Linked DNA regions of Homo sapiens: region 1 is linked to region 2. Evidence: chromatin loops called from intact Hi-C (ENCODE). Cell type or tissue: PC-3. All regions are shown on one strand. Links, peaks and the distances in the headings refer to the core of each region. The heading gives the core; the rest is flanking DNA.

Evidence for each region. Hi-C counts contacts between places; a loop is a spot of excess contacts. Peaks named below come from ENCODE experiments on the same cell type or tissue, not always from the same donor. Only the 100,000 strongest peaks of a DNase experiment are listed, where the experiment ranks them.
Region 1: it touches region 2 in a loop (2.7-fold over the local background); 3 of 110 quality-filtered maps call a loop at or near these places.

The regions. Positions count from the first base shown.
Region 1 is chr2:204,529,857-204,538,205 of GRCh38, reverse strand. No RefSeq gene overlaps it. Among named protein-coding and RNA genes, the nearest start is that of PARD3B, 11 kb to the left of the region's middle. In PC-3, for the core only: no CTCF peak of the experiment used is centred there; DNase peaks (open chromatin) are centred at 4,045 and 4,375; H3K4me3 peaks cover 619 bases; H3K27ac peaks cover 1,829 bases.
Region 2 is chr2:204,838,529-204,846,877 of GRCh38, reverse strand. All of the region lies in intron 2 of PARD3B (par-3 family cell polarity regulator beta), which reads right to left. Among named protein-coding and RNA genes, the nearest start is that of PARD3B, 300 kb to the right of the region's middle. In PC-3, for the core only: no CTCF peak of the experiment used is centred there; DNase peaks (open chromatin) are centred at 3,567 and 4,017; H3K4me3 peaks cover 449 bases; H3K27ac peaks cover 1,339 bases.

The DNA of each region.
Region 1 (8,349 bases), core at 326-8,325, 310 kb after region 2:
AATTCAATCTGGTATATTTGCAAAAATGAATTTTTTTCCCAGACTAAGCTAAATTCATGCTTTTCTCAAGAGAAAGCACTTCTACATTTTAACAGTGAAATATAAGCTCTTCCCTGATTGCCAAAATCACCATTAATTTCCGTCATCATTTAAGAAATAAAAAAATTTCTACTCTTGCTCAGTTATCAACTCAAATTAATAGTTTGGTTTAGCTATGATTGCATAGTACTGTAAGCAGCAAATCCAAAAATCTTATTAATATTAAATGCTGCGGTCAAACTACGTGCTATCTGATAATATTTCATTTATTTTATATGCTATAATTTTAGAATTCATAATGAATTCTAAATGAATTCTAATCCATGAATTCATAATGGAAGATTTGAAAGACTATATGATTTACAGTTATGATTCATTTGTATAAAATTATTTGATACAGCCATTAATGCTTTGCCACATGTATACATGAATAAGTATAATTTTATTTCAATATCAAAAAATGAATTAATCCATATTTTCCTTCAAACGTGTGCACACTTGTTAATATGTATATGTTACGACTTTTTAAATGCTCTTTTATTATATAATCAGAATATAAATAGAATAAAGAAAATAAATAGGTTATATATGGACTTTAACATGTCTCACAAGACTTGAAAAGAGCAATTTCACAGCAAACAAAAATAACTATCCGTTTACCATGTATATAAAACTTCTGGCAAGTGATACCCACAAAATGATGGTATTAACAATGAGTAGCATATGTCGGTCATGCCTCTACCAAATCCAATAAGTTTCATTAAGTTGCAAGTTCCTTACTCAAAGAGGCAGTGCTATATGCTGAAGGACTAGGATAGCTATGGATAAGACTAAGAGTGGTCCCTGACTCAAAGACAGCCATGCATAGGCTAGTCAACCCCTGATATAATCTGATATTAAAAGCAAGTAAAGTCATTGGTGATCAGCTAAGCCACACAGATTGGCTCCTTCTAGTATGTAGGCTACAGAATAGAAGAGGATTGGCTGCTTGGTATTGAAGGAATCAAAAAGCCAAAACCTTGAGATTTCAGTGGCTCGTGAGATAAAAGCACTTTTGGAGCTGCCTCAAGTGTCCATTGACCCCAGTACTAACCTACAAATATTGTCAAAATAACAGTCACCTGCTAACCAATTATTTTTTGTCACATTATTTTGAGTGAGACTGATTCTTAAAACCAAAGCAACTTATTCTAGCAAAGAACAAAAAGAACTTAAAAGTAAATTCAAGAGGAGATAAATTAATGGACAATAAGTCATGGACCCAAGGCTTTTACATATATTTTTGCCAGAATGAACCCAGGGCCTACTGACAATAAACTGGATTATAGCTAGAGTAATTGGGAAGTCAATGGAAACTTGAATAAATTTTCTTGAAGAAAGGAAATTGAACACTGGCTCTTAGGAGTTGGTAAGCCGTGATTGCAGGAAGCTGCAGGAAGCTATGTGATCGTGCCCCTGCACTTCAGCTTAGGCAACAGAGCAAGACTGTCCCAAAAACAAACAAACAAACCAAAAACAAAAACACTTTATGAGCTAAACTAGAGTAATCACCAAGGAAACACCCATTTAGGATGGGAAGATACAGCATAAGAACAGAGCCAAGGCCTGGGACTTTTCTGCATTCCAGAAGAAACAAGCAAACCATTTTTTCTTGAATAACTATTTGATGGTTGCAAATATGGCCAACCATAGGCAGAAACCAGAGACAATGAAACTTTATTCTTGAGAGGCATATTGTTAGGAGGAACTCCCCAGAAGAGCATTTGAACCCTACTGCTGGGGCTCAGAAAACAATATCCCAAAGTATGGCACTTTGGCATGCTAGTCCTTTGAACTAAAGGAGGTTGGAAGCCCTCAGAAGCAGTTTCAGAAGCAAAGTCTCTCTCTCTCTCTCTGATCTTCTGCTGCCCTCCTATCTCCTGCCCCCTACCCCTCTTTCTCCTCCAAAGCAAGTCATAGAAACCAGAATTCCTCTTCCCCATGGTGGGTCATAGAAAATAGAACCCATCTTTCCCAAAGTAAGTCATAAAACCCAGAAATACGACTCTAGCCTTCCCCTTACTCTAACCTTTCTGTATAGGAACTGGCCATGGAGAAGTTCTCTGATCTACCTTAGCTGGTAGTAGAGCATAAGACTTTTGTTCCAGAGGAGTCCTGCCTGATAGCTAGAAGGAAGGAACTCTACACAGAGAGGCCAAGAAGAATCTGAACAGACAGGTCTTGCTAGGTCCCTGCCTCCCTAGCCTATTACCATTATTTAATCCCATGTTTGTCCAATTACATTTATACATGGCTGTTTGCCTATTCTTCATCAAATTCAGACATAAAAATGTACAGTTTTCCCTGGGTATTTGAGTCTTCATGTCTGAAGGCTCCTGTGTCACATAAAACTTTGATTAAGTAAATTTGTTATGCTTTTCTCTTGTTAATCTGTCTTTTACTGTAGGAGTGTAGGCCATGACCCTTACGATGGGTGAGGAAGGGCCTTACACCTTTTCCACCCCTACCCTACTATAGTATAATGTGCGCTACAGTGAATCACACAGACCCACTCCCCCTTCAGGACTGAATACTCATCCGGTGATGCTGGTATTGTTGGCAGCTGAGAATCTCATCTGAGCCACTAACCAGGAATTACCCTCAATGGAACAGAGCCTCATTGCCCAAGATTGGACCTCATTCATAGGGCAGCCCACATGCCCACATTCAGTGAGTGGTCTATGTGTGTGAGGGAAGGAATAAAGGCCCAGACCCCTTGCTTGAAGGCTGATCAACTCTGAATGTCCATCACAGTTATGGAAAACCTTTGTTGCAAAAGTGTCCCTTCCCAACTCCTTTCTCCACGTAACCCTACTTCACTTCCACACAAGAACTGATTTTGAGCACATTCACCAATAAATTTACACATATGAATCTCCTTCTCATAGTCTGTTCTGCAGATAATCCAACCTAAGAAATAAGGTAATAAAAGAACTGTTAAAAATTCACAGACACGATGCTTTACATGGAAACGAGGGCTCAGGTAATGAGTGATAAACAGACCTAGAGATAATATGAATGCTTGAATAGATGAAGGAATGTATTGTAAATGACTCCAGTTATTTTCAGAAAAACACCCAAAAGGGTGAATTAGCAGAAAATGGAACCAAATAAATAGCTGATAGTAGCTTAGTGATAGTGGCTCATATGGGTCTGATACAATGGCCAAAACGTCTATTGAAGCCTGTGAGCAGGATTCCTGAAAGCCTAGGAGAGTTAACAGGAACTTCCAGCATCTTGAGAAGGAAGCTGTATTAGTCCATTCTTGTGCTGCTATGAAGAACTGCTTGGGACTAGGTAATTTACAAAGAAAAGAGGTTTAAAATTGACTCACAGTTCTGCAGGGTTGGGGAGGCCTCAGAAAACTTACAATCATGGTGGAAGGCACCTCTTCACAGGGTGGCAGGAGAAAGAATGAGTGCAAACAGGGAAAATGGTAGACACTTATAAAACCATCAGATCTCATAAGAACTCACTATCACAAGAACAGCAAGGGGGAAACCACCCCCATATTTCAATTACCTCCTACCGGGTCCCCCCGAAACACTTGGGGATTATGGAGATTACAGTTCAAGATGAGATTTGGGTGGGGACACAGTGAAACCGTATCAGAAGCCATTGCAAGAAAGGCAAACCCCCTCATGTCTCATATTCTAGCTAAAAGAAAATCATTTTAATTTTGCATTCTACTTGACAGTACATTCATATTGTTTTTTTATTAAAAATATGTTTTAGATTAATTTTCATTAAGAAAAAGTATTTTCTTACCATCTCTTTGGCTAAAGAATGGGATGTTAATCCACTGGGTCCTTCAGCTTTATCCAGGCAATTTCTCTCCACTGCCGAAGGTTTATAATTGTTATTACAAATTGAGAAGTTAGTCATCTAAATATGTATTACAAATGGCAATCGTTTACTTTTTTATAACTTTATGAGCAAAGAGCTGAGTGTGGTGACTCATGCCTGTAATCCTAGCATTTTGGGAAGCCAAGGTGGGAGGATCACTTGATCCTAGGAGTTCAAGACCAGCCTGGGCAACATAGGGAGAACTCGTCTCTACAAAGAATAAAAAAATTAGCCACATGTGGTGGCTCACACCTGTGGTCCCAGCTACTCAGGAGGCTGAGGTGTGTTGAGCCCGGGAAGTTGAGGCTGCAGTAAGCTATGATGGCAACATGGCAACAGTGTACTCCAGCCTGGTCGACAGAACAAGGCTCCCCTGCCAAACAAAACAAAACAAAACTTTATGAGCAAAACCAGAGTAATCACCAAGGAAACACCCATTAAATTGATTCAGCTGTTCAGCAAATATTTATCTAGTGACTACTATGTGTCAGGTTCTATTTTAGGTTATACAGCAGTAAATGAGAGAAGCAATACCTCTGCTCTCCTGGAAGCTACACCCAGGACTGAGATTTCCAGAATGTGGCCAAAGGGGCTTTAGTACAAATTTTCATACTACTGTTGGTGAACATTTCAGTAGTCTTTCTCCTGTGAGGTCATGTCACTTCTGACATGTGATGATCAGTAAGCATTTTTGATCCACTCATCAGTTTCGAGTATGCCCTGCAGAATTACTCAAAGGATATTTTAAGTGATGAAAAATTGCTGAGAGTGTTGCTTATTTATTTCTAACTCTATAATTTTCATCAAATTTACAAACTAAGAGTGGTTATCCACAGAATCAATTCTCATTACCCAACTCTCAAACTTCATTTTTGTTATAGCCATTTTGCCATATGCAATGAAAGCCTCCGCAGTTTTGCCTTGAAGGTACTGATTGTGAATAAGAGCTCTAAAACAAAATAAATCTCTGCTTACCTCACCAAAAATTTTAAACTCTCCTTAAGTTATAGTTAAGATAAACAATGAATTCATTCTTCTAAGCTTTTGCCTCTAGTTCTGATATCTTTTTAATATTTTTTTCTCTGTAAGGTAAAATAATTCAGCCTTGAGAAAAATTTATCCTTTACCTTTTCCTACCTAAATCAATGTGCATCTGTGTAGTTGATGAAGTTTTCAAAATTACTTCTCATTTTATTACAAATGACCTCACCTAAAACCATTGGCTTTTAGTTTTAATGTTTGTGTCAATCAGGTTTCTAGAAAGAATCACATGGCACACTTTAACCAGGTTAAGTGATGAAACTTTACTACAGAAACCACTTACTGGTGTGGGCAGCTTTAGGCAACCCAACAATGGCAGGTGCAGTTAGAGCTAGCAAGATGGGAAGACATTACATCCCTACTAAGACTGATATAGAAAGGGCCACCTGACATATCATGAACACTAGCCCAGCAGAGATGCAGCCAATCCATAGCAACGTGGCAGAAAGAGAGCTGGGAGACTAAGTACACCCATCTCATATCCTTCCACATCTATCTCCTACAGGTACATTTCACTGATCAAGCCCACTTGGAGGCAGAAGGCAGAAAGTCCTGTGAAACTCCTGTAGCTAAGAGTTTGTGTGGAAAAGGGTGGAGGGTGGATCTGAAGGGACGTAGGGAATGTGTCCAGCACACTGTTGTTTTAATTTTTTTCTGAAATAATTTATTCTTTTCCCCATCCTATTGAACATTATGCAAAAAAATCAAGAGTCAGACTGTGAGGTGAAGTGTTCACCATGAAGGATGCACCTTCAAGTATGCAATGGCGTGGACTGTGAACATCGCCTCTGGCCATTTTGCCATCCTAGATTTGGCTCCGTCCATCAAGCTTACTTGAGGAACAAGTATTTCTAAAGTCTCTTTGGTGTGGCTTGATCCCTCAATACACATGACTCTCACTAGATAACAAAGCCCTTCATTACTTTTGAACCAGATAGACGTTTGCTAGACTATTAGGAGTTGCTAGGGCTAGGCGCGGTAGCTCATGCCTGCAATCCCAGCACTTTGGGAGACTGGGGCGGGTGGATCACCTGAGGTCAGGTGTTCGAGACCAGCCTGGTCAACATGGTGAAAGCCCCTCCCTACTAAAAATACAAAAATTAGCTAGGCGCAGTGGTGGGCGCCTGTAATCCCAGCTACTTAGAGGCTGAGGCAGGAGAACGGCTTGTACCCAGGAGGGAGAGGTGGTGGTGAGCCGAGATTGCACCATTGCACTCCAGCCTGAGTGACTTGCTAGGAGTGTTTGAAAAGTTTTACTTATCTCTTAAAGTCGATTTTTGTTGCGCAGAGTAACCAAACTTTCGTGCAAAATATCTATTGATATCATCATTAAAATAAGAATGCTGACCAGAAAGGACTATTACTATACTCAATTTGGCATTTTTTGTTTTTCCTAAACACGGCTATAATATTTATATTCATATTATTATTAAAATATTATAATTATCTATTTAAAAGATTAAAATCAGGTGCTAGACTTATATCATAGAATAGGATATAGAAACAGTCTCAGGCATATGAACCATTTACAAATGACATAAGTTTAGAAACAGGTAGTTGGAGAGTCTGCTTTCTGAGTTTATATTTGCAGGTCCAAACTGGTGGTGAATAACACTGGAGAAAAGATGTGAAAAATCAAGTCCTGTTTTCACATTTCTTTCGCTAATATTTTTTCAATCATCTTAAAACAGTCATATCAACATATTAACCCATTTCAAATAGTGCCACTTTTCCAGATTATTCAAGAGGACAAGTCATGCTGCTTCTGCCTATATTTTGTGCTGTACAGAAGAGCCCCAGAGTTTTACTATCATCTCATCCTGTCCCTAGCATCCCCGGGAAAGCTTCTTTAATTCCTGTACACTTGATCTCAGGGACCTTTGAACAAAATAATTGGAATAAAATAACACACCAAAGGTCTAAATGCTGTTGCCGTTCCCAAATGGGAGACCCTCTTGACAACTGTTGACTGAGAATTTCCCCCAAATGTTACAAAGCAAAATGAAAACTTCAGCTTTAGAACTAAGTAGGTCAATCCAAAATGGTGAGTCAAGAGCCCATAAAAGCAAGCCCAGAATCAGAATCCTAACCCAGGAAGGGCTGGCTAATGAGCTTCCAGATTCAGTTCCAATCAAGAGATTAGAGAGGAGCTGCAGTCAAAGCCTGGCAATTAGCATGTTTGAAGCTGTGGCAAAGACAATAACATTAGCAAAGCTAAGAGAAGAAAGGGTTAACAGAAATCTCTGAGTGGTAGAGTGAGGGAAAAGAGGATGGGACCAAGAAGTTAGCCTGTCTAGTCCCTAGGAGGTGTCCTCACCAGAAGACTTCATCATCTCGCTGGCTGATGCTCTCCTCGGTGGGGGAAGAATATGTTTCAAGCACTCTTAGCTGAAGAACCCTTCATTAAGAAAACCTAATTCCTCTTTGTTTGTACTTAATATTCCCCAAGTAATCTTGACTGTAGGTTACATTTCCATCTGTTTGCCTCAGGGAGAAAATGTGTGATCCAAATACTACTTCATGAATGTCTTGTCTAAGTACCACCTTGAAGACTGGCACAGGCTACTGAACTGGATGTCTGGGTCCCGAGCTGGGCTCTGCCACCTACTACCTGTGGGATTCTGGACAAGTGACTCACCCTTTCTGTGTCTCAGTTTCCTTGTCTTAATGGGAATTCATAAGAGATCCTACATACCTTTCAGGATTGTTATGAGAATTGACATGAGACAAAAGACTTTTCAATAGTGCTTTCTGATTTAGACTTCACTTTTAGTAGATTTAGTTGGCTTGAGCCAATTTCTCAGACTTCCCTATTTGTGGGCACTGAAAAGCTTTTATGCTCAGATGCACAGGCTAAGAACTGCCTCTGACTTCCTAACTGACAGAACCCCTGGAAAGTACCTTTGGACAACGCTATCATTCTTTTTTTGTGGGGGGATGGGGAGAAGCAGAGTATAGTAAGGTAAATTCCTACAACCTCGTGGGCGAGGAAAACACCACTCCACACCTTGAGTCAGGGACAATAAGGGAATTGAATCTAGCTATGAGACAGCTTCCCAATCTTTTGCCTTTTGTCCCTGACATTCACTATGGTAGGAAATATCCAAACTCCTTGAAAAAAATATGCTGTGCATATGTAAGGTTTTATTGCTCAAATCACTCTGCCAAAGTCTCACACTCCCAAGGCCAAAGTGCGGCCTTTGAAGAAGTCCATTTGCAGAGGTGTGTCTACCATCTGGCCTAACCTGCCCAGAGGCAGGGAAACTGAAAACTAGTCCGATTCAGAAAGTAAAAGTGCTCCTGGCTCAGATTGAGGGATACGTATCTGGTCAGTACAGCAGAAGGCATCCAAGTTTGAACAGGGGCAACAAGCAGAGGCTGGGG
Region 2 (8,349 bases), core at 150-8,149:
GGACTGGGCATATTCCCTGTGATTCAGGGAACTGAACACATTACAGGCAGTCGGAATCTCCTGGTATAAGAATTAATTTTTTTCTCAACAAGAAGGCAATGCATTCATCCAACAAGGAGGTAATGTGTCATCTGTACGAAGAAGAAAATGGCTTAAGAAATACTTTCAGGTATAGGAAGCCTCCTGGCTATCTCGTGTGCTCACTGGACCTTGTTTGTACTTGTACACACATAGCTGGGGAAAGAGAGAGAAACAGAAAGAGCACAAGTTCTCTTATAACTCTTCTTATAAGACACTAACCCTATCATATCAGGGCCCCACCCTCACAAAGTTATTTTACTTTAATTAACTCCTTACACTCACATTGAGGGTTAATGCTTCAACGTATGAACTTTGTGTCCACAGCAATGACAATTAGGGATTAATTTTAGCTATTACAATTCTGCAGTGTACACGCCTATGTATTTCTCTAGAACAGATACCTAGCATTTGAATGCCTGATCAAAAGTTACACATTGTTTTTAGTTCTAAAAGTTGTTTCATAAACTATCCTACCAAAAAGGCTTTAGCAATTTCCATCCCCACCATTGGTAATATGAAGAGCAACTGCCTTCCCACACCAGTGTAGAAAGCCAACACTGAATCTATCTTATCACTCCTTATCCATTTTACCAATCTTAAGAAAGCATTTTCTTTTAATTACCAATTCCTAGACAGTGAGCATGAGCATCTTGTCAATGTTTGCCCTTCCTTTCCTCTGTAAACTTATTATTCAAAACCTTTGCATTTTTTTTCCTTTTCTTCATTTGTTTTTCTATTTGGATTTATAGAAACTTTTCTTCATATTCAAGATACCAATCCTTTGACCATTAATTATTCTATTCCCAATCTGCAGATATTCTTTCTCAATCTGGCTCTTGTATTTTAACTACGTATGGTGTTTCATCATATACAGATTTTCCACTTTTATATAGGCATATATGTCAATTCTGCATATAGGTAAGAAGGACAATAAAATCTTGAAAATATTTTTCAGATCACTTATATCTATACATATCATTTAGGGAAAAATGACTTTTAAGTAGTGAGCCATTCAAAGAAGTTTGAGATTGATGTGTAGTTGTGAAGGTTATAGTTTTACATGAAATAAAATCAACGGAAATCAGAGTCTATTCACTTGTAACCTATGTAGAGGTTGGGGTCTCCTATGTAAGGTTCTCAGAATTGAAAGAAATCAGCCATACTCTTATACTGCACAAAAGAGCAAATCAGATTTCATGCATAGGTGCAATCTTTAGAATCTCTGTTTTTCATAAACTACAGAACAAACAAGGACAACCAAGATTTTTAAAAGGTGTTACCACCCCTTACATATCTAACAATGTAATTTTTACTCTATGAGTAAAATCTATAAAATATTAAAATATAATTCTAGTTGGTATTTGATGATTTCTACAATACAGCTTACTTTTTAAAAAAACTTTTATAAGCATTATTAAAAATAACAAATTATACCTATAAAAAGTTAAGGTTTTCCACATGAAAAAGTTGTTCAAAGCAGAAAGTTAAATCCTAAATTATCAGAATATGCAGCTTTAAACAAACTAGTTATTTTCATCTTCCTACTTCAAGTCAGCAAGAATATCATGTATCATAATGAGTGGTGGCTACATACACTTTTTATAGCTTCCAGCTTATTCCCTTTGAGGGTAACATTAACACCTGTCAGACTGTCCTCTATTACATTCTCTCAAATTGACTTCCAGTTTAACACATGCTTCTATTTTCAACTCTCATTTAGCCATAGGTAATCCTCAGCGTGCAGGATACATTTTCCTCTTTTAAGATATATACTCTGTGAGAGGTTATATCTTGAAAATCCTGCATCTTTTTTCCCTTAATAATTTGACCTAGAAATGTGGCCCAGTGGGGGAGGAGAGTAAGAGCAATTGAGGCCAAATGGCAATATAATCACATATAAACAGATAATAGCCTTCTCATATTTAAAAATATATGAAAGGAGAAAGTCAATAGTGTAAAGTTATTAATACATTTTCAAATAAAATAAAACGTACAACTTTTTCAAGTTCTTATTGGAAAAATACACTTGAGAAAAATTTTATCTCACAAATAATTTAATGGGTTGATTTGAGCTAAAAAGAATAGGCCTGTAACTCAGCTGGAGCAATGCTTTATCATTTGGTCAATGCTTCCTGACTCCTATTCACATGCAAGTCACTATGCAGGACTTCATCTTCGATGTAAAAATATATAACACCCAGCCCCCGCCATCCAGGTGCTCACACGTTAGTACCAAAACTTTTATTTGAATTTAGCAGACTTAATATATCTAAAATGACATCTGTGAGAGCATTTCTTTATATTTCATAGAGTTTCCATAAATATAAACATTCCTTTATAGCTCATTGAAATTACAAATTAAAATATTATAACTTAAAAATAAAATTTTGCATTTTTACATCTCCTAAACTAACATTGCTAATCAACTTTAAATGGCTATAAGCAATGACTCAGAATGAGTCTATTTCATAGTTTTTTTTCCTGCTACAATTTAATCGTAGTGGTACTAAAATTATTTACTCTCAGACATCAATGAATGATAATTTAGGAATGGCTAAGTAACTTTTGTACAGAAATAATAATTACATAATTCCTTGGCACAAATTTGGATTAAAAACAAACATAAGTGCACACATTTAAAAGGTAACCACTTCCTTTGGGAAAGGCTTATTTGTGATTAGGTAAGACAATGTCTATCCTTTTTGCATAGTTTACAAACGAGTAGTTTCTCACAAACTAAGTAGTTTCTCTCTCCTGTTAATTTGCTAAATCCATCTGATGGAATTTCGGCTTTCATCAGCTTTGTGCATTGCCATTACTCATAAGCAAAGTCAATATTAAATAAATTAGTGTTACCTGATAGTAGGGGATGTCAGGTCGCAAAAAAATTTTGGAAATTGAACTTTTCCTTTGTAAAACTCCAAAGAATTTTGAGATCCTCTGAATAACATGTATGAATGAAAAAGAAGAGGAAATAAAGACACGTTGAGAACAAGTACAAAAGTATGTTTTGATAGAAAGAGTTGAACCTTTAGATCTAAACAGACAAAGGCAGAAATTCAGATGCACCTGCTTCTCTGGCTTTAAACTCTGGGCAGGTTGATTATGGAAACTGAGTTCTGGACTGGGCGCGGTGGCTCACATCTGTAATCCCAGCACTTTGCGAAGCTGAGGAGGTCAGCAGTTTGAGACCGGCCTGGCTAACATGGCGAAACCTCGTCCCTAATGAAAATACAAAAATTAGCCAGGTGTGATGGTGTGAACCTGTAGTCCCAGCTACTCAAGAGGCTGAGGCAGGAGAGTCACTTGAACCCCACAGGTGGAGGTTGCAGTCAACCAAGATCACGCCACTGTACCTCAGCCAGGGCAATGGAGAAAAAAAAGAAAAAGGAGAGGAGAGGAGAGAAGAGGAAGGAAACAAACTAACTGAGTTCTGTGAGTTCTGTACAGATGATTATGCAGCATAGATATACCATGACTCATGTTACAGAATTGGATGGAAGATTGAATGTCAAGACTGGGACAGTATCTAGTGATTAATAAATGGTAGTGTCCTCCTCCATCCAACTATGAAGCTGACTGCCAAACCTTTGGGGAAGGCTTGTCTAATTTTTTTTTTCTCTCCAAGCTTTCACTAGTGTAACAATTCTCAAAGTATGGGCCGAGGTTTAGCGGCATCACCTTCACCTAGGAACCTGTCAGAAATACAGATCCTCGGGGCTCAGCTCAGACCTACTGAATCAGGAACTCTGCCAGGAGGGCCCAGACACGCATGTTTGAATAAGCCCTCCAGGAGATTCTGATTAACCCTGGAGTTTGAGAACTGCAGATCTTGCGAATCTGAAGCTGATGAAAGTTTTGCCAAGTCTAGCAAAATGACCTACTTTCTCCTATTCTGGTACATTTCCTAATGACTCAGCTTCCCTTCGAGAAATTTAACAGCTTTGAGGAGCTAAGGTAGCAGTCCTCAGTGACTCAGCTCTAGAGAAAGCAGAAAAGCAGCCCACAGCGCAGGCCTGCTGTACAGAGCGATTTTCTTCATCAGAAGTCAGGTTTCAACAAAAATGTAAAATGTTTAAACATTACAAAACACATTGTTTCAAAATCATCTTTTCCAGACATTTGCTCAGCAATTCTAACCAGCTGTTACAGAAACCACTCTCCTTCTCTAGGGAGTTTTCAAAGATAAATTTAAATGGGAAAAACCCCCTTAATGTTTTAGGCACATTTAAAAGAAATTTATTTATTAGAGAGAATCTCCCTCTCCATTCTTTTTCTGGCACAGATCCTCTTACCTTTTATAATAACTCTTCATACCAGATGTTGTCAATATATTGCTCCTCTTTTTTTAAGGTGCTTACTTAATCCTCCTCATTTGAAAAAAACAATATTATTCTTTAAAGGAAATGAAAGCAGCTGAAACCACCTCAATTCTGTAGCATACAAACTCTAGACAATCATTTTTCTTTTTCCCACTACCACTCAAGCACCCATGCTGGTGTCAACAAATCTAATATTTAGTACCCACCTGGGAGTTTTATATCACCTCATTTTAGATGCTGGAGAGATTAGAGAAAGGCTTGAAAGACTATTGCTTTGAAAAATAACCGCTATTAAGAGCACACACAAGCACATGTTCACACACAGGAATATACACAAACTCAATATCCTTCCATGAAATGAAATCTAACATAAGAAAATCCAAATAATTAGAAAAAATTAGAATTTTCAAATGATTTTTAGTCGGGGAATTTTTCAGAGATTTAATTTTCTATGAGGCAGTTGAACCTTCTGGAATATTACCAACCTGAAGTATGTTATTCATGTGAACTCATCTAAATTGAGTTTGCTATTCAATTTCACATATTCCTACAATGTTAAAAAGTTTTCTCTTATTATTTGTTATTTTAAAGTTGTGTTGACACCAAAAAAAAACCCCACCAAAAAACTTCTGCAAAAAAATTAGCTAATTATTACTGTGATACAATTTTGATCATTTGTATTTTATACAATGGCCTATTTAAAAGGGACAAAGATCCTAAGTTTAACTGAGGAAACTGCCATCTTCCCTGTAGAAGAGGAAAAGAGAATATTATTTTCACCAGAAATGGGGAAAAATAAACCACAGAAAATTTGCCCTCATCGCAAAACAAAAGAAAGCCAGTATTCCAGTGATCTTATGAAAATCTGTCCATGTTAAAGACCTGCATCTTCAGATATAAAATCAATTAAACAGCAGTATATTAAAGTGACCCAAAACAGGCACTGACAGTAACATCCCACTCTAGAATGCTACTTGTTGCACTTGTAACTCAACAAGACACAACAGGGGCATTTGTCTACTTTACAAATAAGTAAAATTAAAGAAAAGTAAGGCATACTGTTAGAGTAACAGGAATTTTTTGCCTTGTTCTTGTATATGTGCTCTGGGTTTTCTAACACCTGGTAGTTTTGCTTTAGCTTTGTCTCAATGTGGGCATGCACCTTTTGTCTGGCTCCTTCCCAAGGATACCCTTGAGGCTATAATTTTCCATTCCACTCTGTTTTGGAGCTTCCATGCACTAGTAACCTCTCCGGCAGCATCCAACCTATCACATAAGAAGGAGGGAGCCTTACCAAGTACAAACAGATAAGAAGAAGCAAGCAGAAAACTAAATATTTAACATAAGAAAACCGAGTTGCAGAACAAGCTTCTTTGTGTTGTCCTTGCCAATGTGCTCTTCATGAGCAAAGGTGACTGATCAAATATGACCACTATTTGGGAAAAAGAAAGAAAGAATCAAATTATGTACAGTAGTCTTCCCTTACCCACAGGGGATGTGTTTCCAGACCCCTAGTGGATGCCTGACCCTGGTAATAGCACCAAACCCTATATACACTATGTTTTTTCCTATACTTACATACAATAAAGCTTATCAGTTAGGCAGAATAAGAGACTAACAATGCTAATAATGAAAAAGAATAATTACAGCAATATACTGCAGTAAAAGGTATGTGAAAGTGTTCTTTCTTTCAAAATATCTCATTGTAATGATCTCAACCTACTTTGCGACCGTGGTTGACCATAGGTAACTGAACTGCAGAAGATGAAACCCTGGATGACACTACCGTACTTATCATTGTGGTTAGATAAGACAACCACACGTATTTGCCTCATACAATATACAATTTTGTTATCTTACTGTAGTCAACATCGTGCAAGTTGTTCCAGTTCTATGGAGAGTTGAAAGCTATTGTCTAAGGACCATAGTTAAAAAAAAAAAGGACAAATTCATCTATTTTATTCACTTCTTTTTTAAAATCTATTTTCATGTATTCGTATTAAAGTGGGTAATTTGGGAGGGTAAAACAAAGATTCTGGGTCCCTTTTTACTAGGACTAAAGGAAAGCATGATATTGGAAGTGTAGAGATATTCCCCACTTTCTATTAATTTTATGAAGTAAAACACAGCTTTGGAGTAGAATTTTTCATTAGGTAAAAGTTTTCCTAAAATATTGCTAAGGGTCATTCAATTATTTCTCTACAGCTACCCCAAATAACTTGAATTTGGAAATGCTTCTGATTTTTAAAACTTGCTTCACCCTTAATCTCTGACCCTTCAATTTATATTCAGCTATATTTTTATATGATTTAAAGTATTTCTACTGAGTAACTTCACATGAACTGCTACATTAACTACCTTAATAATATTAAATTGTATAAATTGTATAAGTTTTGACGTAGTGATGGAAAAAGGATGTAAATCCCTTACCTTCCCTCCCTGAATATGTGCTTTTGGGGCTGAGGAAAGAGAAATATACGTAGAGGGAGGGAATACCACTTTTAAGAAAGATATATTAATTATACTTTTAAGTGGCACTAAAATATTTATTGTTAAATGGGACAAGTCTCTTACACATTAAAAGCCGCAGAAACCTAGCCTTACAGACAATGAGAGCTGTCTATTCAAGTTTTTAAACTTCTATGACAAATCTTTTTTCAAAGTATTATCTTGAACAAAAACAGTTGTTCTTCAAAAACCAAATTCTTCATGAAGAATTTGGTTGCCAGTTCATAAGATGATGTTTTTTCTTGCTGATTATACTCAGTTTGTTTGTTTTCCTCCCTGCATTTGTTGTCAAATGCACACACAAAATGAGGCACAAGAGAAAAGGAGGGACATACAGGGAACAGTGGGATGTGGAGAAGAGAAAGATTATACAAATCATCTCTCTCTAAAAGAGTAAATAGAAAGTTAAGAATTTCGAGTGCATGGCCACATCAGATTGAGGCAGGGAGTACATTGAAGAAGTCGCCACAAAGCTGTGGCCAGGCTTAAGGTAAACATTTCTAAAATCAAAATGGAAAATACAGTTAATCAATGGGAAAAGTCTGTTTGGTTTACATATATAATACTTAAGTGTTTTCCTGAAACTACCTTACTAGAAGTAAGAGAATACTTTTACTCAACAAAATGTCTACAAAATGACTTAGAAAATGTAAAATTGATACGATGATATGTGCCTTGCTAACACAACTGACCTTGACCAGAGAAATTTATGCTGCTGTAAAAGCACAGATTTTGTGCCTCCTGATGCCATGAGCTGAATATAAGGAAGCACCGTTTCTCTGATACTCCAAAACACTAACTGTAGCTAATAGAAACCCAGAACAGGGCTGACCTTGTAACATTATGGCAAACAACTCCCTTCTTAAAATCAAATCCTAAATGGAGCCCAGCAGAGATAAATTAACTACAGATTTGGCAAATCAACATCTAGCTTACTTTGGTGTAGCATATGACTTTAACTTCATGGTTAAAATCTCTTTCCTCAACTTATGATCTACACATAGTGAACAGAGGATACCCTAGAACCCTCTTACACAATTTTTACTCAGGGAGCCAGGTTAGGCCCTTTCAACGTCTTGCAATTTTGTTGTTTTTTTAAATTTTTATTTCATTGTGTATTGATACACAATAGATGTACATGTTTTTGGTTACATGTAATAATTTAATACATTCATACTTTTAAAGATCAAATAAGTATAATTGGGATATCCATCATCTCAAATATTTCTCTTTTCTGTATGCTAGAAAGATTCTAATTATTCTCTAATAGCTATGTGAAATATACATTTCCGTAAACTGCAGTCACCCTACTGATTCTATCAAACACTAGGTCTTATTTCTTCTATCACACTGTATATGTGTACCCATAGCTCAAAAATGGCCCTGCACAGCATACCCTTCCATCCTCTGCTTCTTTGAAAGAAAAATTTTATTTGAC